2 separate regions of the Homo sapiens genome follow, and region 1 is linked to region 2. Evidence: chromatin loops called from intact Hi-C (ENCODE). Cell type or tissue: ovary. All regions are shown on one strand. Links, peaks and the distances in the headings refer to the core of each region. The heading gives the core; the rest is flanking DNA. Region 1 overlaps LINC00970 (long intergenic non-protein coding RNA 970). Region 2 overlaps LINC00970 (long intergenic non-protein coding RNA 970).

Region 1 (10,702 bases), core at 1,114-9,113, 55 kb after region 2:
AGCTAAGATTGTATCACAGCACTCCAGCCTGGGTGACAGAGCAAGATCATGTTTAAAAAAACAAAAAACAAACCAACAACAAAAAAACTTGGAATCTGAATACAACTGTATCAACTCATAGACAAATAGAATATTAGATCTAGAAGAGGCATTATAAACTATCCAGACAGAAATTCTTACTCTAGGTCCATAGATCCAATGTCCATGGTTCCATCAGGGAGTAGGAGAGCCAGAAGAAAAATTGAAAACAAGGATGGGTGTATATAAAAGCATGTCTTTTTTTTTCTTTTGGAGAGAGTTCATGGTTTTTGTAAGAACCTCAGAGGGCTACTGCAAAAACAAGCAAACAAACAAACAAACAAACAAAAAACTTATGAAGCACCAAGCCCCATGTTTCATTGACTGGGTTTCTATAAACGTCACCAATAACTGATTTTGTTGTTGCTGTGAAAGAAAGATACCTAGCCTTGAACTGGGGAGATCTCCTCTGCAGATCTCCTTTACATCCATTAACAATTTCCACTTCTATCCTAACTTAATTCCATTTATCAACAGCAATATAATCCTATAGGGAAGGGGTTATTTAAAGGCTGGCATAAAGCCAACTAGATATTAGCACACCACCTAGGACTTCTCCATTGTTGTCACTCAAGTTGTCATAAGCAAGGAGATGATCTGATACAGCAGAGAGGCATTAAAAAAAGGGAAAGGCTGTGAAGTTTTGAAGCCAAAGTGTAGGATTTCTCTTTCAAAGGCCAGTAATTTTAACCTTTATCTCAACCAAGCCTTTTTAGCTAATTTCACTTACAGTTCCTTTGGTTTTCTGTGCCAGCCTTCTTCACTTCTTTCATTGTTTACCTTTTTCACTCCGGATTTTGATACCCTTGAGGTCACGCCTACTTTGTGCCAGGCACTGCACTTCAATTCATAACACTAAATAGCGGCACTTTTTGCAACTATAGAGCTTACAAGCTCATGTTTCATCATCATCATCATCATTAGTAGTAGTAGTAAACAGACTGACCTAAATTGCCCACCAGATACTTTGGCCGTAAAATTTGTTCAACATTATATTGTAACTAATGCAACTAAAGCGCAAAATCAATTAATTATTAAAATAGTTTACTGACCAATGAAACAGGAACAAAGGGCTATTTTCTATAATTGTCTAATTATAGAAGGAGAGTGGAGAGTATTAAAATGTTATAGTCCTTATAACCAGATTTCAAGATAATCTTATATACTAAGAGAACAAAAATACAAAACAAAGTAGATCTTCTTTGATTTTTCTTTTAATTGAGGCAGAATAAAATAGACGTAGACATTGGATGGAAATACCTTCTGGGATACATATGAAAGTAAGAAAAGTGAAAGCAAATTAAAATTTCCATTCAAATAAAATTATCAGTCACTGGCTTTGCATAGCAGAAACAAATAAGACCATATGACTTTGGATATATAACTTAAAAGTTCTAAACTTCAATTGTCTCACCTGTAAGGTCATGACAATAATATCTTCCTTACTATATTTATATAGAGTAAATTGAAAAAATTAAATTATGTAATTTATTATTTGTAAGTAATTACTGTTTAAATAAGAATGCATGTCACAGTAAAAAGTATCTTGAAGACAGTAACAGATTTTCAATATTATTATTATTAGATTGTATTGTACTTGTGTTTAAAACATCAGTGAAAAAGATAACTATGAAGGATCCAAGATGTATCATTGTTCTTAGAAAGAGGAAAAAAAGGACTCAAGATACCTTCAGTAAACTGTAAACACAGGAGAAACCATATTATTTTTTTCAGTTTTATCGTGACTTCTTTTGGTGATCTTCTTTTGTTTTTTTTTTAGATAGGGTTTTGTTCTTTCTCCCAGGCTGGAGTCACAGGTGCGATTATAGCTCACTGCAGTAACAAACTCCTAGGCTCAAGTGGCTAGGACTCCCACCTCAGCCTCCCAAGTAGCTAGGACTATAGGCAGGTGCCACTGTGCCTGGCTAATTTAAAAAAATATTTTTGCAGAGACACGGTCTCACTATGTTGCCCAGGCTGGTCTCAGACTCCTGGGCTCAAGCAATTCTCCTGCCTCAGCCTCCCAGAATGCTGGCATTACAGGCATGGGCCACTGCACTCAGCCTTTGGTGACCTCTTAGTGGAGTCTTTGTCTTTTAGGAATTTAGCTAATCATCTGAATCATACCTGTACCTACTACAATGATAAGGTCCCAGTGTCAACATAGAAAATAAGTCACTAACTTAAGGAAGATGCAAAGGAACATGGTTGTGGTTTGACCTCAGTTGTGTTTTGTGTGGCCTTTTGAGAATATTAAAGCATGGAGGCCAGGTGCAGTGACTCACACCTGTAATCCTAGCACTTTGGGAGGCTGAGGCAGGAGGATTGCCTGAGGCCAGGAGTTGAAGAGCAGCCTGGGCAACATAGTGAGACCCTGACTCAGTATAAAAAGAAAAAGAATTTAAATTTAAATAAAGAAAAAGCATGGAGCCTGAGGGTCCTCAGAGGACAGACCTGCAGCGCAGCCTGAGGAGGACCTTGTCTTGCTGTTACCACAGAGCATGAAAAAGGTGAGTGTCTCTACTTCACATGTACTTATGGCGTTTTCCCAAGGAATAACCTCTCCATGGACTAACTTTGCAAAGGTCTGTCTGGTTTGTAACTGTATCCCATCTTAACACAGTGCTTTGTATAGAGTAGATCTCAATAAATATCTTTTGAATGTATGAACATATGACTCAGCGTTTATGCAATTTGGTTCAAATATATGGCAACAATACAAAAACAGCTAGCTAAGCTGTACAGTGCTTTGTCAATATGGTGACATGGTGGATCAACTGTTGGCTGTGTAGACCGAGGTATCTACAATCACTGGCTTCTATCAATGTGTACGTCAGCCTGTTTACACAAGGAAAATACCTCATTCCTCAACGAAACCCTTTTCTATGGCCACAGTTTTTCCAAAAGAAGAGTCCTTAGATGGGATGAAGGGAAGGACAAAGAGATGAAGGAGAGGCAGACAGACACAACATAACAAGCTATCACTACTACTGTATGAATGATCTAGGTATCCTGTGTCAAAAGGAAGAGTCTAGGCCTTGTGTTCTTTTTCACATTAATTTCTTTCATCTTGTGTTTTAACACACCTTTAAAAATCCCTCTGAAGATAGCCCTGGGCTCTGCAACTTGCCATTTTGTACATTGAGGCAAATTAATTTGGGCTTCACTTTCCTCATATGTAGGATGAAAATAATCAGGTATGACAGGAGAAGGGAAGTAGTCGGGCACATGTGTTTTGTAATGAAGTCCCAGCCTGATCCTGTGGGGGAGCTTTGAGTATAAGTAATCCTGCGGCCAATTATCATTGCTGGGAAGGGATGGGGAGAATGTAAATTACTAGGCCCCAGTAGCCCTGAGTCAATCCACTGGAAAGAGTTGTAAGTCCCCTATTTAAACACATAAGCACATATTTACTGGAGAGGAATACACAGAACTCTTAAGTAGGGTCTAAAGGGACCTGAACAGAATCCCAACAGTGTCAGCCTGTGTTGAAGGTTAGATGATACCTGCATATAAAGCCCTTAGGATGGTATCTGGCACACTGTAAGCACTTACTGGACGTTTGCTACTATAATTAATATTTTTATTTTCTTCCCTCCAGTAGTAGAGGCATTGTTCACCATGGCTTCATTCCAAGCACAGGTTATAAACCCAAAAGCTGTCGGGTAATGTAAATTGGAGAAACTGCTAGGAGGAAGACTGGGAGGATGTGGGATAGGGTGAACTGGAGCACACCTGCACCACTGAAAATCAGATATTTAAAATGAAGTGTTTATAAAACACTGCACACTCAAAGTCAAGTCAAACAAAGCCAAAGCGAAAACCCATCTGGCTGTGGACTGTCAATTTGCCAAGGCTTGCTCTTAACCTTTCTCAGGATCCCTACCCTGCAAGGCATTCCAGTCCTAGCAGGACAGGACTGGGTTTGGTTGTACACTTACCAGTGCTCTTTGCCAGGCCTTCTGGGAAGCCATGAGACCTTGGAATGCTTTTTATTCGAGTAGCCTGTTCTCTCCTCCCTGGCTGCATAAACTTCTGATGAACTCCTTTCTCCTAGTGGAGGCTCTGAACTTCATGATTGCATAGATGCTTTAGTCTGCCTGCTTAGTGTGTTCCCTAATCTGAAAGAGGGTCTGTGATGTAAGGGGTGGCACCATGCAATGGAGAGTGGGCATTTGTTTTTTGTTCATCAGGGAGTAGTTATTGAGCACCACCAAGTTCTATGCTGGGGGCTACAGATCTTAATGTGAAACAGACTGTGTGTGTGTGTGTGTGTGTGTGTGTGTGTGTGTGTGTGTGTTTGAGAGAGAGGGATAATTTTTTCAGATAAAAACATTGTTCAGAAGATCCCGTCACCTTCCTTCTAGGGAATATAAAGCATCGGGATGAAAAATTGCTTATCTATCTATCTGTCTGTCTGTCTATCTATCTATCTATCTATCTATCTGTCTATATCTATCTATCTATCTGTCTCTTTATCTCTCTATCACCTTCATTTAGGCCACTTGACTCACCCCTTTCCCAGCACCTCTTAACATTCCTTTCCTTCTCATAGTGACTCTGGCTTTGTTAAATTTACCATTCAACCTTATACCTGCCGTGTGTATAGCTCTACACTTAGTCATTGAAGGTGGGGGTTTGTGTGCAAGAGAAAAATAAAAGGCAGTCCTGGGGAAACAGAACATGCTTTCAGTGAGCTATCAGAGATGTAGGACGATGTACAAAACAATGTTGACTTGTAAAGACGAGACTACAGGTGCTAGAAGGGGAAGGAAGAGAAATGACTTAGTGATGCGAGGGAAAATTCTCTGGTCATAACCTGGCATGACTTTTGCCTAATTTGTACATTATATTTCCTTTATTATTTTTGTTTTATTCTATATTAATATCGTTTCTATGATTAAAATTTAATATGTGTTCCTCATAGAAAATTTGAAAGGAAAGGAAAAGAGGGAATTAAAAACTATCCACAGTTCTATACCCAGATGTAGCCACAATTGAAATTTGGTGGTTTTTTCTTTCTAGATACACACATTTTCACTTTCCTCAGACCATTCTCTTTTGAAACTTGCTTTTTTTCCCCCATTTAATACATTATCCTGAACTTTCCCCTATATAATTAGGTACTCTTATACATGTTTCTTAATGGCTATGTAATATTTTATCACATAGTTGTACTATAATTTATTTAAACAAACTCTTATTTTCTCCCCAAGATCTGTGTCCCAGTCCCATATTCCAACTAAAGCCAAATTTTAAAGCTATCTGCAGGGCCCCAGAAGACAGCAAGACGGCAATAGATGATTTGTTCTGTTCCTCCCCAAGACTTCAAAGAACTGCAAGAAGATTAACTGCTCTGTTGCATTTCCACAGTGACTACAGTGACAACTCAGCTCAAGGCTACTGCAAAGATAGGACTGAGGCTGATGTAGGGTGCTTGGGAGGCAGGATGGGCTGGGAATGAAAGGATTTCCAATGGCCAGATAGAGAGCAGCATTAAACCCTTCTCTTACAGGCTTCTTTCAGCAAGCAAAAGAAACCAGCTGAACTCCTAGGATTGTTTTGAAAGCCCAGGCAAACGGCACATTTGAGAACTGAATTTGGCTCCATTTGTGCAAGAGAAGGTGGGTGGCTTCAGCTGCCTAGGAAACAGGCTTTGAATATGCACTTCCCGGAATTCTTTATGATTCTCTCCTGAAAAGGTTCCTAGTGTTCCTGATAAAGGATTCCTATTATTTGGCATTTGCAGGCAGCCTAGTTTTGGCAACATTTAGCTCAATTCTCTATGTCAGTGAGCTCTTGTAAAGCCCTGTATCTCCTCAAAGCGAGGCCGAGGCCAACATCCTTCCTTCTCCCTGCCTCTGTCTCCTTCCCCCACTGGGCCTCGCTCCCACCTACCATCCTTGTGCATACTTTTATTTCCAATGTGAAAGCTGAAACTCTGGCGCAGTTAGGTGAAGCTACACACGGAGCATCTGCTACAGCATCTTCAGTGTTTCAGGATGCTGCTTAGAAGAGTAAATAGCATCTGCAGGATGTGGGTGCTATATTGGAAATGAAACAAACATCACCATTATCGGCTGAATTTTGACCATGCTGAAGGCGTGACATAGACTATATGGTCAAAGCCTCTAAGACCGTACACTAAAATAAACAAAAATAAGACTTGGACTGTCCTTGTCCAGATTGGTGGTGTGGGAAACAAAGGTGACAGAAGGTCTAGAAAGAGCAGCTTTGGTCTTCATTCATTTGCCTATTCATTCAGTGGATCTTATTTGCTTAATTAATTAATTAGCATGTCACCTATGAGACCAGCACCTCTCAGCAAAAACTAGCTGAGCACTTCACCAGACTGGGGAAGCTGAAGTTCTGTAGAAAGGTTGGAACTATGTAACTTGCTGAGAAAGATGAGAAGGGGAGATAGAGTTGTGAGCCTAAGAGGATATTTATTCCAGGATAGGATTCTCACTGTAATCCTATTGGTTCAGCATGCTGGCAGTGGAAGGGGAGCCAAGGTAAGCAGTAATAGGAGCCCTGCCTAGGGAGACTTCTGTTTGGGGATTCTGTCACTATTTCATGACACACACACACACACACACACACACACACACACACACACAGTTTCTGCATTCAAGAATCTTGAAATCTGTGGATACAAATCATAGAGAGTTGAAAAAAATTTACAGTATGATACAAAATAACTAGACTTACCACGCTAAGTTCTGTAGGAATATGAAAGTGTTTCTTTTCTCAAGAATTTTTTGATATTTGAAATAAAAGAATATTGTTTTGAAATCTTTTGTGCAGCAAGTGACCATACCCTAATTTACCCTTTCTTTGTATATATCTTTTATACATATTGAATTTCATTTGAAACAATTTTCTACTATAAAAGCCATTGAAAATCCATGATCTAGAGTGTTGACTCTGTGGAAGAAGTGGGGGAAAAGACTTGAAAGATAGGCTGGAGTCTTATATAGAATGACCTTAGAAGCTATAAGTGTAGAACCAGATATAGGTATGAAATAGATACAAATACAGTTAGCCATTTACATACCTATATAAAATATGTCCTGCTAGAGAAGAGGCATATGCAAAGAATTCTAATAAAGTTAAGTGATCAATATATTAATTGAGTCAATTGAGTGGCAAATCTACCTGAGCTGGCATATGGAATATTTTCCCACCTTAATCAGGCAATAAGGTTGAAATTGATTATTAAATAATTAAATAAAGACGTAGACAGAAATTTGGGAGTCTAGTTGTGTAAACAACCCCATTTGAGGCAAATGGATTAGATCTCCAATTGGCAGAGTGCATTATAAATAGGACTCAGCAAGGCTTGCAAAGAGGCATTGCTCTGGATATGGGCAGTTCTAGAATTCACTCCTCAGCTGAAATCACTGGTTGATAATCACTCTTTTTGAGTTGAGAGTTTTCTAGTTTGCTTGTAAACCTCAGATCACTGAGGTCATATTCCCGTTTCTTTTGTTAGTTGTGTCTTTTTGCTCTAAGAAAAATTATACAACATATATAGATGAGATACTATTTTCCTTTTAATGCATTATCATTATATGTATTTATATATGTACATATTTATATAATATATTTTATTACATAAATTTAAGGTGTGCAATGTAATGTTTGATGTAAATATCCATGGTGAAATGATTATTATAGGTAAGCAATTTAACAGATTTTTTTTTGTGGTAAGCACACTTAAAATCCATTCTCTTGGCAAATCTTGAATATATAATACAATATTAATAACTGTAGTCCTCCTGCTATACAGTAGATCTCCAGACTTATCTTACACAGTGACAAGTTTGCACCCTTTTTCCTACATCTCCCCATTTCTTCCTTCTCCCCATCCCTGGTAACCACTGTTCTACTCTGTTTCTATGTATTTGACTTTTTTTTTTTTTCAGATTTCACATGTGAGATCATGCAGTCTTATTCTTTCTGTATCTGGCTTATTTCATGGAGTATAATACCAATTACAACAACATGGATGAAACTGGAGGATGAGATACTATTTTCTACCTGTCAAGACTGGCAAAAATTTATAAGCTTGACAATACACTGTGTTAGTAGGCTGGGGAAGCAGGCATTTTTATGCATTGCTGATAAAAATGTAAAATGGTACAACATTTATGGAGGTGACTTTGTTGATGCATTTACCCTTTGACCCTAGAGTCTACCTTAAAGATATGCCTTAACATTAAAAAAATGCAAAAGTTTATTACAGCATTATTTATACTGAAAATGTTTTGTGTATTACCTAAATGTACAAGCATAGGAGGTTAGTTGAGTAAACTATGGTGCATTCACATAGTATAGTGCTATATAATTATGAAAACAATGAGAAAGGTCTCTATGAATTGATATGGAGTGATTTCCAAAAGATATGTGAAGTTAAAAAAAGCAAAGTATATATATAAAGCATATATATATGTAAAAGAGTATATATATATGTTATATTGCCCTTTGTGTAAGAAAGAAGAAATTTTAAAAACATATGCATATATTTATCTTTACAAAAAGAAACACAGGGAGAATAAACCAGAAGACAATCAAGTTAGCTACCTACAGATGGTGTTGGAAGGGAAATGCAGAGGAAGGGACATGGAAGAGAGTGGCACTTTCTAAGAACATCTTTCTGTACAGTTTTGTTTTTTAGACGCATGTGTATGTTCTACCTCTTTAAAAAACATGTAATTAAATCAACAAGGATGGGAGGAGAAAAGAACCTAATGCTGAAAACCAATGAAAACATATGAACCCTAAGATATTTTGAATGAATTGCATAACCACACAGAATGAAAAATGGGAGCAAGCTGGCTAACTTAAGAACCTTAAGAACATGATATTTGACTACATACCCTAAGTCTTAGGAGGAGGAAAGCGGCAAACAAACCCTGAACTTTTTTGAGTAGGCTTTCTTTTTGTGGTTGTATGAACAAGGAAATTCTGAAACTACTTTAGATGTATTATAGGATTAAGCAAATGAATAAATGCACATATCTTGTTGGGACCCAGGTATTCATTGTGGTGAATGGATATATATGAAATGGTGTAGGGAAATCCATCCCCACAGGGGATGGATTGCATTTAATGTTATCTGTGCAAACTTGTGATTTCTAATCTGTGTAGATTGTTTGTGTAAATGTATGTGTGTGTATATATGTGCACTTTTCATGTACATATATTTGCATGTGTATGTGTGTGTATAAAAATTCATGTATTTCCTAACTTTGTCTCCTAAAAGCAAAAACACCCCAATAGCAATGAGCCCAGCTAGCATCTAGACCTTGGTTTCTAAATAGCATTTGCCCATGAAAGGAATCAGAGCTTCTTGGAGAAAGGGAAAATTCTAGATCTGGGACAGGGTAGGTAGAGAATAAGTCTGGAGTATTTTTTTATGTTAGAAAGTAGGAAAGTTCTTTAAAAAGAAAGAAAAAAAGATACAACATCCATCAAAAAGGGGCTCTCATTCACCAAAGTCTGAGACAATTTAAACACCAAAAGAATTAAGAACAGCAATGAGCTCATATTGTTAATCAATAGATAAACAAACACATAAATGGGTGAGAAGCGAGGGCTCTTGCCTATAGTAAAGCCAAGTACTGACTAGTAAGTGTGGAGAGAATGTCAGAGTTGAAAATCCATCATTTTGCAACCATCATAGTGAATACTACTTCAGGCAACAATCAATGATGGATACTAAATCTAGTAGGGCACTCAGATAGACCAGGCCTGGGAGCGAGGCATGACACTTCCACACATATTCCACTGACCAAAACTCATTGACATGGCCACACCTAACTTCAAGGGAGACTGGAAAATGTGGTATTGCTGTGTGCCTGGGAAGAAGAGAACACAGATATTGGTGAGCAACAGCAGTCCTTGTCACAAGAACTTTATATATAATATATATTATATATAATTTATAAATAAAATATCACAAATACCTATATATATATGTTTTTGGTATTTATGATATTTGTAAGCTTTCAGAAATTTTGGCATACTGGATTATCTAACTGTGGTAACTAGTCTTTAAGGAGAGTCATCCAATGAACCACACTTCCCAATATTTACACTCTTGTTCAGTCCCCTCATTGAATTTGGGCTGGTCTATATTCATGTTAGCCAATAGAAGGGGGTGGAAGTGGCTCTGTGCCAGTTCTAGGCCTAAACTTTAAGAGGACTGGTAGCTTCTCCTTTTTCTCCGTTGGGTCTCTCTCTCTCATCTTCAACTTTTATTTTAGATTCAGGGGGTACATGTGCAGGTTTGCTACACAAGGGTATATTGTGTGGCGCTGAGGCTTGGAGTATGACTGAACTTGTCACCCAGGTAGTGAACATAGTACCTGACAGGCAATTTTTCAGCCCTTCCCCCCGTCCCTCTCTCTCCCCTCTTGTAGTCCCCAGTGTCTACTGTGGAACTCTCACTTTTGAAAGTTATGTGGCATCGTGTAAGTAGTCTGGCTGTCCTGCTGGAGAGTCCATATGGAGATGCCACTTGGAGAAGGGACACTTGGGGCTGCTTGGTGAGAGAGAGGCCCAGCTGTCCCAGCACACTCCAGTCAAGCCTCCAGGTGGTGCCAGCCCCAGGTCCTGC
Region 2 (10,702 bases), core at 1,613-9,612:
GGAGGTGCATCCTTGGGCTTTCAAAAGGGGCCCTGCTCTGTGCATTTAAGAAAGATCAGATATAATCACACACAGAAAAAAAATCTGGAAGGATATATAGCACAGCGTTAACTCTATGTGGTGGGATTAGAAAATTTTATATTTTAAAAGTACCTTTCTGAGTTGCCTGAGTTTTGTTTTAATTGAGAATTTATTCCTTTTATAATCAGAAAAATTAAGAGAAATTAATGAGGAAATACAAAGGCTGGGCAGGGTGGCTCACACCTGTAATCCCAGCACTTTGGGAGGCTGAGGCAGGTGGCTCAATTGAGCTCACAAGTTCAAGACCAGCTTGGGCAACATGGCGAAACCCTGTCTCTACAAAATATATATATATTATATATATATATTAGCCAGGCATGGTGTTGTGTTCCTGTTGTCCCTGCTACTTGGGAGCTTGAGGTGGGAGGAGCCAGGGAGGTCCAGGCTACAGTGTGCTGAGATGGTGCCACTGCACTGGGTGATACAGCCAGATCTTGTTGGAAGAAAGAAAGAGAGAGAGAGAGAGAGAGAGAGAGAGAAAGAAGAAGAAGGAGAAGGAGAAGGAGAAGAAGAAGAAGAAAGAAGGAGAAGAAGAAGAAGGAAGAAGAAGGAAGGAAGGAAAGAAAGAAAAAGAAAGAAAGAGAGAAAGAAAAAGAAAGAAACAAGAAAGAAAGAAAAAAGAAAAGAAATAATGAAAACTATGGAAAGCAAAGAAAGGAGGCTGCGCCTTCTTGGTCCAGAGGTAAACGAATCTTGGCTGGATTCCTTCCCTCCTGGCAGTCCTTCCAGATCTCTTCTCAGATTAGCCTGCAGATTTGTGTTCTTCCTCTCACTGCACTAAGATGTGGCGTCTTGTGCTTCAGCTTCATTCCGTGAACTCACAGCAGCCCTGGAGTTTCACTCCAGGAGAGTTCCAGCCCAGAGCCCTCTGCTATCTGACCTATCTCCTGTACTCAGCATGATTCCTCAAATGAATTCCAGACCTTGAGTTACAGAAAAGGAGGGCTTTAGAATCGGATGGCCACATGAACAATGTTTAATCAGTCTTAATTTTGGTTTCCTTATCTCTAGAGTGTAGAAAATCATACTACCCATTTTTTTTGTTTGTTGTAGGTGTCAGAGAAAATATATGTAGAGCGTTTACCAAAGTCCTCGGCCTTTGCTCATTCAACAATACCCATTAATTGTACATCTATTTATTTGCCAAGCATTCCTCTGGGAACTGATGATACACAGAATAAATATATTTTTAAAGAGAAATATGTATTTTTCAGCTTCTTATTTTAGTATAGAACATCCTTTACTTAATGACCTTTCAACTTATAATTTTCTCAGATGACAAAGCTATGCCCCAAAGCTAAAGCATATTAACTCTGCCCCCACCAACAAGTGGTATTAGTAGTCACCTTAGGTCATTTTAGAGTTGTCCTCATTCATAGTCTAAGGTAAGTTTGCTGAGTTTTGCTTTTTTTGAAAAGCAAAGTAAGACAAAAAGAATAAGCTAAAAAAACTGTCATATTTAATATATTTTGATATTACAGGCATTTCAGTTTATTGAAAAGATACTCTCATTGTCTAGATATCAGGATCCTAACTAAAAGAGATTTATGAAAATATCTATAATTGCATAAGACCTAGCTTGTTACAAATTTTTTATGTAGTAAAGAAAGACAAAATAAGAACATATTTTTAAGAGAATTGAAATAAAAAAGAAGAGTTGAAACTAATGCCATCAACTTCTGACTCCAGGATTGGACTCAGGATCAATGTACAACTTAGGCCTGAGAGAAGATCAGGCTCACTGAATTGTGATTACACTTAGTATAGGTCATCACAGAAGCCGTTTGACCTAGATGATTTTGTTTCCTTATTCTCCAGATTTTATCTTTATGTTTATATTTTGGGAATAACTAACTTGTTGCCTTATATTCTTATATAAACAGTTAGTTTTAAAAAAAATATTGAAATTTTTATTTATTTCTTAATTGACAAATAAAAATGGCATCCATATATTTTTGGGGTAATACATGACGTTTTGATATATGTACGCATTGTGAAATGGTTCAGTCAAGCTATTTAACATATCCATCACCTCACATACTTATTGTTTTGTGTTGAAAACACTTAAAATCTACTCTATTAGCAACTTTCCCGTATATACTATATTGTTTTTAACTATAGTCACCATGGTGCCCAGTAGATCTCTTGAACTTATTTCTTCTATCTAACTGAAATTCTGTATCCCTTGGCCAACATCTCCCCAATTCCACAGCCCCCTACCTCTGGTAACCACCATTTTACCCTCTGCTCCTTTGAGTTCAACTTTTTTAGGTTCTACATATAGGTGAGATCATGTAGCATTTGTCTTTCTGTACCTGGCTTATTTCACTTAACATAAATAATTCTGAAACTTTTATTAAAAATGTTAAAGTCAGTATTAATCACCAGACTTAAGAATAATATGTGTAATAATATAACTAATAGAGGATGACTTGCTTAAGGAAATTACACTTAGCTATAATTAAGTGCTTGCCCTACAAATCCTTCATCTAATGATTCTAAATTATTTTTCTTTCTTTTTTCTTTAATGTAAGCCATCGATTTTAGAAACTTTTGGGGACATTGCTGGTGATAAATCCATCATGGCTCAAACTAGTTTCATTACAAACTAAGAGTTATAATGGTGGTGACCTTGTTGCACTGTGAAAATGATCTACTATCTCCTCTTTCCCTTGTGTCTCTGTGGAAGAGATGTCCCTTTTCCAGTCCCTGGGTACAGACCCTCTCTCTTCCCATGTTTGCTGGATGCTGCCTCATGATTTATCCTGTCTTTCCAGATTGTCTTTTTCTCCTTTTCTAGTGGTTCTACTACCCTGGTTTCAGGAAGGCTCATCTCTATTCTACGACAAGCGACCTGAGAGAAGGGGCTGTGGGCTATTTATTTTTGCATCTCCAAACCTACCTAGCACGCTGTAGGGGGTGAAAATACAATTATTTTTAGAATTAATATGTGATTATAAGGATAACTTTGATTTATTTTTCTTCTTAATCTGACTTAGTGAATGGAAACAAGTTAACCTTAGCCAGAGTTCGGCTACGCATTCACTGAGTGCTTAAGTCCCTTTATTGTGGTAGCTGTGACTTGGTTTTAGCTCCTGTGCTACCAGAGGGATGATTGTGCAGGGAAGAGGTGGGAAGAGATGAGTAGAATGCTTTTTTGGGTCATTTTTGTGCCTAACTTATCTCCCGGAGACAGAAGCAGAAAGAGAAGTACCGTAGTATCTCTGTGTTAACGCACAAAACCCCATCATCTCTTATCAGTCACGAATCTCTCTACCAGTTCAGCTTTCTAGGCCCTTCATTAACACTCACCATCCCACAGTCCTCCCTGCAATATGGTTTTCCTGAAAGGGGAGTCCTGACAATAGTCCATGCAACCCTATGCAGTCTACAAGTTGCTTCTGAGAAGAACTTGGAGTTACAAAATCTCAGCACGTAGCAGGCTTTGTTTCTTGGGACAGTCAGTATCTCCTCCAGAACAAGCCATTTTAGGCTAACCAGAAAACAGATCTTTCTTTCTTTCTTTCCTTCCTTTTCTTTCTTTCTTTCTTTCTTTCTTTCTTTCTTTCTTTCTTTCTTTCTTTCTTTCTTTCTTTCTTTCTTTCTTTCTCTTTCTTTCTTTCTCTCTCTCTCTCTCTTTCTTTCTTTCTTTCTTTCTTTCTTTCTTTCTTTCTTTCTTTCTTTCTTTCTTTCTTTCTTTCTTTCTTTCTTGTCTTTCTTGCTGTCTTTCTTTCATCTCACTCTGTCACCCAGGCTGGAGTGCAGTGGCGCAATCTCAGCTCACTGCAACCTCCGCCTCCCAGGTTCAAGTGATGCTCCTGCTTCTGCCTCCCAAGCAGCTGGGATTACAGACGTGCGCCCCCACGCTTGGCTAATTTTTGTATTTTTAGTATAGACGAGGTTTCACCATGTTGGCCAGGTTGGTCTCGAACTCCTGACCTCAAGTGATCCACCTGCCTCAGCCTCCCAAAGTGCTGGGATTACAGGCATGAGCCACCGCCCCCAGCCAGAAAACAGATTTTCTAAAAGTGCTATTTAAGGTATTGTACATAAAATCACACATGTGTCATGAGCTGCAAAAGTGATCACCTCTGACCAAGAGAAGTGAGAAAAGAAAAGCTCAAACATGAGCCCTGAGTCTGGGAAGCCAGAATGGGAATTGTGTTTGGTTCACTGGAGAGAGGGAAAAAGAAAATAATCTTATCTGTCTCCAACAGTCCTGTCTCTCCTCAAGGCCATGCAAGTACAGATAATTCTTTTGAGCCAGTAGAACTACAGAGCCCTACGCACTCTTTTGGCTCCACAGTGGTCTGGCTGAGGCCGTCCCCCCAGTCTACTCCCCCAGCCGCATGCTTTTAAGCATGAGTGACCAGTGGGCCGGAGGTGCAGTGGTGCTGAGATTTGCAGAATATGGTGACATGCCAGTGATAATCGAAGGAAAGGACAATGTGTAGCTGAGAAACACTGACATCTGAGAAGTGTTCTACTCCAGTGACTCCCTAAATTGGTGGTTGATTGCAGTTATTCATAGCAGCACTAATTTCTTTTCTTGCCCTCTCTCCTTCTCTCTGGCCAAACAGTTTTAAAACAACATCAAAGGAATGAAAGAAAAATGCCAGAGAGCATCAACTTGAATCTCTCCACTCTAGCATGCCTAAATTTATTTCGTTTTATGTTTTTGTGTGTTCTAATCTTTTAATCTGTACAACAGATTAGTTAATGATATAAAAGGGAGCAGAATCCTTTATATAAATTTTCCAATTCAGCCAAGGTCAAGGAGATATTTTCATGCGGGTAGGGAAGTTCTGGCAATGTAGTGATGGTGTTTGTGACCTTGGCAAAGTGACCTCATCTCCATGTGCCTTGTCTGGAGTGGCTGAGCTCCGCCTTGGCCTGCAGAAAGGAATGGCCCCAACATATCTGTGGGAGTGTTGATACTAATAGTTAACTGGATACACTCTACTTTTGCTTTGTAGTGGTTAATATTTCCCCAAACTTTTCTTTCTTTAAAAAAATTCAGACCTACAGAAAAGTTACAAGAATAGCACAATGATGTTCATTTACCCTTTATCTAGATTTACTAATTGTTAACATTTTACCACATTTGCTTTTTCTCTTTCTCTCCACACACTTGCATGTTCACACAAATATTTTTTTGATAAGCCATTTAAGAATTCATTTCACAGAGAATTCAATTACTGTTACCTAAATATCTTAACACATGTCTTCTAAGAACAAGGACATTCTCCAACATAGCAACAATACAAGTATCACATTCAGGAAATCTAACATTGAAAACATAATATTATTTGATGTATAGGCCAAATTCTGATGTCTCCCAATTGTTCCAACAGTAATATTTTTAAAAATGTTTTTTCTTATTTTTCAATCCAGGATAGAATCAATAATCATTCATTCCATTAGCTGTTCTATTTGTTTAGTTTTTACAAATCTAGAACAAGGCATGGCGCCGTGGCTCATGCTTGTAATCCCAGTACTTTGGGAGGCCGAGGCGGGCGGATCACGAGGTCAAGAGATCAAGATCATCCTGGCCAATATGGTGAAACCCCATCTCTACCAAAAATACAAAAATCAGCCAGGCGTGGTGGCGGGCACCTGTAGTCCCAGCTACTCGGCAGCCTGAGGCAGGAGAATCGCTTGAATCCGGGAGGCGGAGGTCGCAGTGAAAGGAGATTGTGCCACTGCCCTCCAGCCTGGCAACAGAGCAAGATTCTGTCTCAAAAAAAAAAAAAAAAAAAAAATCTGGAATAGTCCTGAGCCCCTCTTTAAAAACAAATTTCTTATCTCCGTAACTTTTTTTTTTTTAATCTTTTGCAATTGAGTCTCGCTCTGTCACCCAGGCTGGAATGCAGTGGCCTGATCTTGGCTCACTGCAACCTCCACTTCCTTGGTTCAAGTGATTCTTCTGCCTCAGCCTCCTGACTAGATGGGACTACAGGTGCACGCCATCATGACCGGCTAATTTCTATAGTTTTAGTAGAGACAGGATTTCATCATGTTGGCCAGGCTGGCCTCGAACTCCTGACTTCAGATGATCCACCTGCCTCAGCCTCCTGAAGTGCTGGGTTTACAGGTGTGAGCCACTGTGCCCAGCCTCACCTTGACATTTTTGAAGAGTTCAAGCCACTCTTGAACTGTTTTGTAAAATGTCCCTCAATATAGATTAATCGAAGTGTTTCCTCATTCTTGGATTCCAATTAAACATTTGGGGCAGGAATACTGCATATATGACACTGTGCCCCTCTCCATGCATCACCACAGCAGGCACAACATAGCACAGAGTTACAACACTGATGTTCACTTTGATCACATAGTGAGGTCGGTTCCACCAGATTTCTCCATTTGGAGATACCTTTTATTCACTCCTTTTTAAAGTTAATAAGCAACTTGTGGAGTAGTTTTGTTTTTTTGTTGTTGTGTGTTTGTTTTGTTTTTTTGGGTTTTTTTTGAGACGGAGTCTTGCTCTGTTTCCCAGGCTGGAGTGCAATGGTGCTATCTCGGCTCACTGCAATCTCTGCCTCCCGGGTTCAAGCGATTCTCCTGCCTCAGCTTCCCGAGTAGCTGGGACTACAGGCACGCACCACCACACCCAGCTAATTTTTGTATTTTTAGTAGAGATGGGGTTTCACCATGTTGACCAGGCTGGCCAGGCATGGTGGCTCACGCCTGTAATCCCAGCACTTTGAGAGGCTGAGGTGGACAGATCACTTGAGGTCAGGAGTTGGAGTAGTATTTTAAGATTGTTCACTGCTGGTGGTTTCTTGTATGCTCATTTTTGCTATTGCAGCAAATATTTTATTTCATTTAAGATTTCATTCATAACAATTATTTTTTTAAAATCTGACAATTCCGTAATTTGCAATTCTTGGGTGTCTAAATCTGTTGTCACTAGTGGTTTGACTTCTTGTGTGCTTGGTCATCTTCACTGGTTCATCACTTGAGCTTAAAGAGATGTGAGTCCTATGGGTCTGACTTGGTGACCCTTCCTCCAGAGAGGGCTTGACTTTGACTTCTGCCAGTAGAGGCACCACTTGCAACCCTCCTTGTAGCTTTTGACTTTGAATGAAAATGCCAGGTTCAGCTTCCCTGCCTCATTGTTCCTCCAGGATTCACTCTGTTTTCACTACAGAGAGGCAATTGGGAGCTTGCCTCCCTCTCTATTTAAAAATAGGACTTATAGGAATCTTAAGGTCACTGTTCCATAACAGCCTTACAGGGAGCCCAAGGTGGAGAAAGACTTAGCTCAGAGAGATTTGCAGCTGTGGCTGTTTGTCTAATGGGATAAATTATAAGTTAATATGCCAATAGTTCACAAAGTTTTTAAAAGAATCATATTAACTTGCACAGAAAGGAACAGAAACAGTACAAATGAAAGTCTGAGACCTTTGGACTCCCCCTTTATTACTATAGACAGGGAGCTGGTTGAGAAAACCACTCAGCTATAACTGGTGTTCCAGTTGATTGCCCCAGCTGAAGACCCAGCCAACAGTCAGTATTGACCACCAGACATGTGAGTGAGTCTTCGGAAGATTCCAATCTCCTGTTGTCAAGTCACCCCCAGGCTTCAAGTCTTCCCAGCTGACAGCTCAGATTGTACCACAAAGATAAGCTGTCCTTTTCTGAATTCCTGACCCACATATTATGTGGGTATAGTAAAAAAAAAAAATTGGTTTGTTTTTGTCTTAAGTGTTGAGTAGTTTGTATGACAGCAATAGGGACTGGAACATTGAATATAGTTTGCATCTCACAGGAACATATGAATGTTTTTTCTACAGTTATTCTTGTTATTTCCAGTGCCTCCAAATAGAAGACATTTTTGAAGGTAGATGTGAGAGATCCTTCCTCCTCCTCCTCTTCCTCCCCTCCCTCCCTCCCCCTTCCTTCCTTCCTTCGTTCCTTCCTTCCCTCTCTCTCTCCTTCCTTCCTTCCTCCTCCTCTTCTCCTTCCTTCCTTTCCTTCCTTCCTCCTCCTCTTCTCCTTCCTTCCTCCTCCTCTTCTCCTTCCTTCCTTTCCTTCCTTCCTCTCTCTTTCTTTCTCTTTTCCTTCCTTCCTTCCTTCATCTCTCTTTCTTTCTCTTTTCCTTCCTTCCTTCCTTCCCTCTCTCCTTCCTTCCTTCCTCCTCTTCTCCTTCCTTCCTTCCTTTCTCTCTCTCTTTCTTTCTCCCTCTCTCTTCCTTTCTTCCTTCCTTCCCTCTCTCTCTCCTTCCTTCCTTCCTTCCTTCTCCTCCTCCTCTCTCTCTCTCTCTTTCTTTCTTTCTTTCTTTTTTTGAGACAGGGTCTTACTCTGTCACCCAGGCTGGAGTGCAGTGGTGCAATCTTGGCTCACTGTAGCCTCAACCTCCCAGGCTCAGGTGATCCTCACACCTCAGCCTCCCAAGTAGTTGGGACCACAGGTGCATGTCACCATACTGAATTTTTGTATTTTTTGGTAGAAATGGGATTTTGCCATATTGCCCACGGTGGTCTCGAACTCCTGAGCTCAAGCAATCTGCCTGCCTTGGCCTCCCAAAGTACTGGGATTACAGGTGTGAGCCACCATGCCCAGCCAAAATCCTTCATTTTTAGTAAACTAGAAGTGAGGAATTAGGTGTTGAGGGAATGAGACCGAATGCCAGATATTGCCTGAAGAAAAAAAGTTCTTGAAAATGTAACACTGCTGGTAGAATGAATCTATGCCAAAGCCAGACTCAGAGTATATATCAAATACTGTGCTAAATATCAGGGTATGGTACAAATGGGAGGGAAGAGACTAAGAATATACAGCATTCATATTTCAGCTTTTTCTCCTGTGGCCAGCAGGCATATTTTCCACTTCAAGTTCTCAGGAAAGAATTTGTTTCTCCTACGTATTTACTATGGTCCCCCACTGGACAGAGTTTTCATATTAAGCCACTTGATGAACTTCTAGCTAACCGATGGATTGGGCTAATAGCTAACTCATGCCTATGGATCAGGCATCTGCTCCATTCTAATCTATGATAGAGATGATTGAAGCTGTTTTGGGCTCAATTGTATCCTGTCAAAATTTATATGCTGGAGCCCTAAATCCCAGTACTTCAGAATGTGACTGTATCTGGAGATATGGCCTTGAAAAATGTGATAAGGTTAAAGTGAGGTTGTGAGCATGGGTCCTAATCCATTCTGCCTGGTGTCCTTATAAGAAGAGAAAATGTGGATGCAAAAAGAGATAGCAGGGTACACAGAGGAAAGACAGTGTGAGAACACAGCAAGGCAATGGCCATCTGCAAGCCAAGCACAGAGACCTCAGGAGAAACCAGGCCTGCTGACACCTTGATCTTGGACTTCCAGCCTCCAGAGCTGTGAGAAATACATTTCTATTGTTTAAGCCCTGTAGTCTGTGGCATTTTGTTATGGCAGCCCCAGTGAACAAATACAGGAACACAGTGTGGCTGCTCATTTGGTCTAATTCCTTTTAAAAGGGGGCTCTGGGTGAAGCAGACACACAGCTTGTTCTATACCCAGATGTTTCCTTCAAACTATATAATCCATTTGTAGGAAAAAGACTAACAGATATAAAAACCAATATATGAAAATTAGGTATAAATTAAGCGCCACAATATAGGATACAGAAAATTATGTGACACAGTGTTTATGCTGTAAGAATTTGGAGAAGGGGGAGCTCAATGTGAATTATAGCAGTGAGGGTGAACCTTATGGAAATGATGGGATGCATCATCAACCTTTTTTGCTGAGTGGGATTTAAAGAGGTGTGAGGGAGGTAAAAGGGTACTTTGGATATGGGTGACTGGTGTGAGCAAAGCAAAGAGGGAGCACTAAGGGTGACACATGAAGGGTTGAAGAGTCAGTGTAGAAGTGGCAGACCAAATGTGTTGGGAACTACTGGGAGAAAGGATTGGGCATGCAGAGTAGATGGAGATTATAGGTGACCTTGGAAATCAGGCCAAGGACCTCTCATGGATTTTAGGATTGATCTGCAGGCAAAGGTTATCCCTTCAAGTATCCCAGGATTCACTAGCAACAATAATATTTATTTATTTATTTTTGAGACAGAGTCTCAGTCTGTGGCCCAGGCTGGAGTGCAGTGGCATGGTCTTGGCTCACTGCAACCTCCGCCTCCTGGGTTCAAGCAATTCTCTTGCCTCAGCCTCCTGAATAGCTGGTATTACAGGTGCACACCACCACACCTGGCTAATTTTTTTTTTTTTTTTTTTGGTATTTTTTAGTAGAGATGGGGTTTCGCCATGTTGGCCAGGCTGGTCTTGAACTCCTGATCTCAAGTGATCTGCCTGCCTAGGCCTCCTAAAATGCTTGGATTACAGGTGTGAGCTACCATGCCTGGCCATTTTGTTTCCTTTTGTTTTTTTTCAAGTTACGAGGTGACATGGGTATAATAATTCATTGAAAAAAATGTAGTATGAGAGATAAAATATTAGTAAAAGGGGTTTCTAATTATAAGAAGGAAAATCCAACCTGTGTGTGTGTGGGGAACAGAGAATTATTCATTCACTCAGCAAATATTTGCTGAATGCTTACTAAGGGCTGTGTATGGGACCTAGAGATTAGAGAGATGTTACTGGCTCTTGGGACTTTTGATGGACAGGGAGTTTTAGGTGGGCTGA

The links. Peaks named below come from ENCODE experiments on the same cell type or tissue, not always from the same donor. Only the 100,000 strongest peaks of a DNase experiment are listed, where the experiment ranks them.
Region 1: it touches region 2 in a loop (4-fold over the local background); 2 of 110 quality-filtered maps call a loop at or near these places.

The regions. Positions count from the first base shown.
Region 1 is chr1:168,966,380-168,977,081 of GRCh38, reverse strand. All of the region lies in intron 3 of LINC00970 (long intergenic non-protein coding RNA 970), which reads left to right. Among named protein-coding and RNA genes, the nearest start is that of LINC00970, 120 kb to the left of the region's middle. In ovary, for the core only: no CTCF peak of the experiment used is centred there; DNase peaks (open chromatin) are centred at 5,461 and 5,931; H3K27ac peaks cover 1,791 bases.
Region 2 is chr1:169,021,956-169,032,657 of GRCh38, reverse strand. The region is part of intron 3 of LINC00970 (long intergenic non-protein coding RNA 970); the gene reads left to right. Among named protein-coding and RNA genes, the nearest start is that of LINC00970, 60 kb to the left of the region's middle. RefSeq lists an enhancer at 7,666-7,725. In ovary, for the core only: no CTCF peak of the experiment used is centred there; DNase peaks (open chromatin) are centred at 4,431 and 5,737; H3K27ac peaks cover 1,446 bases.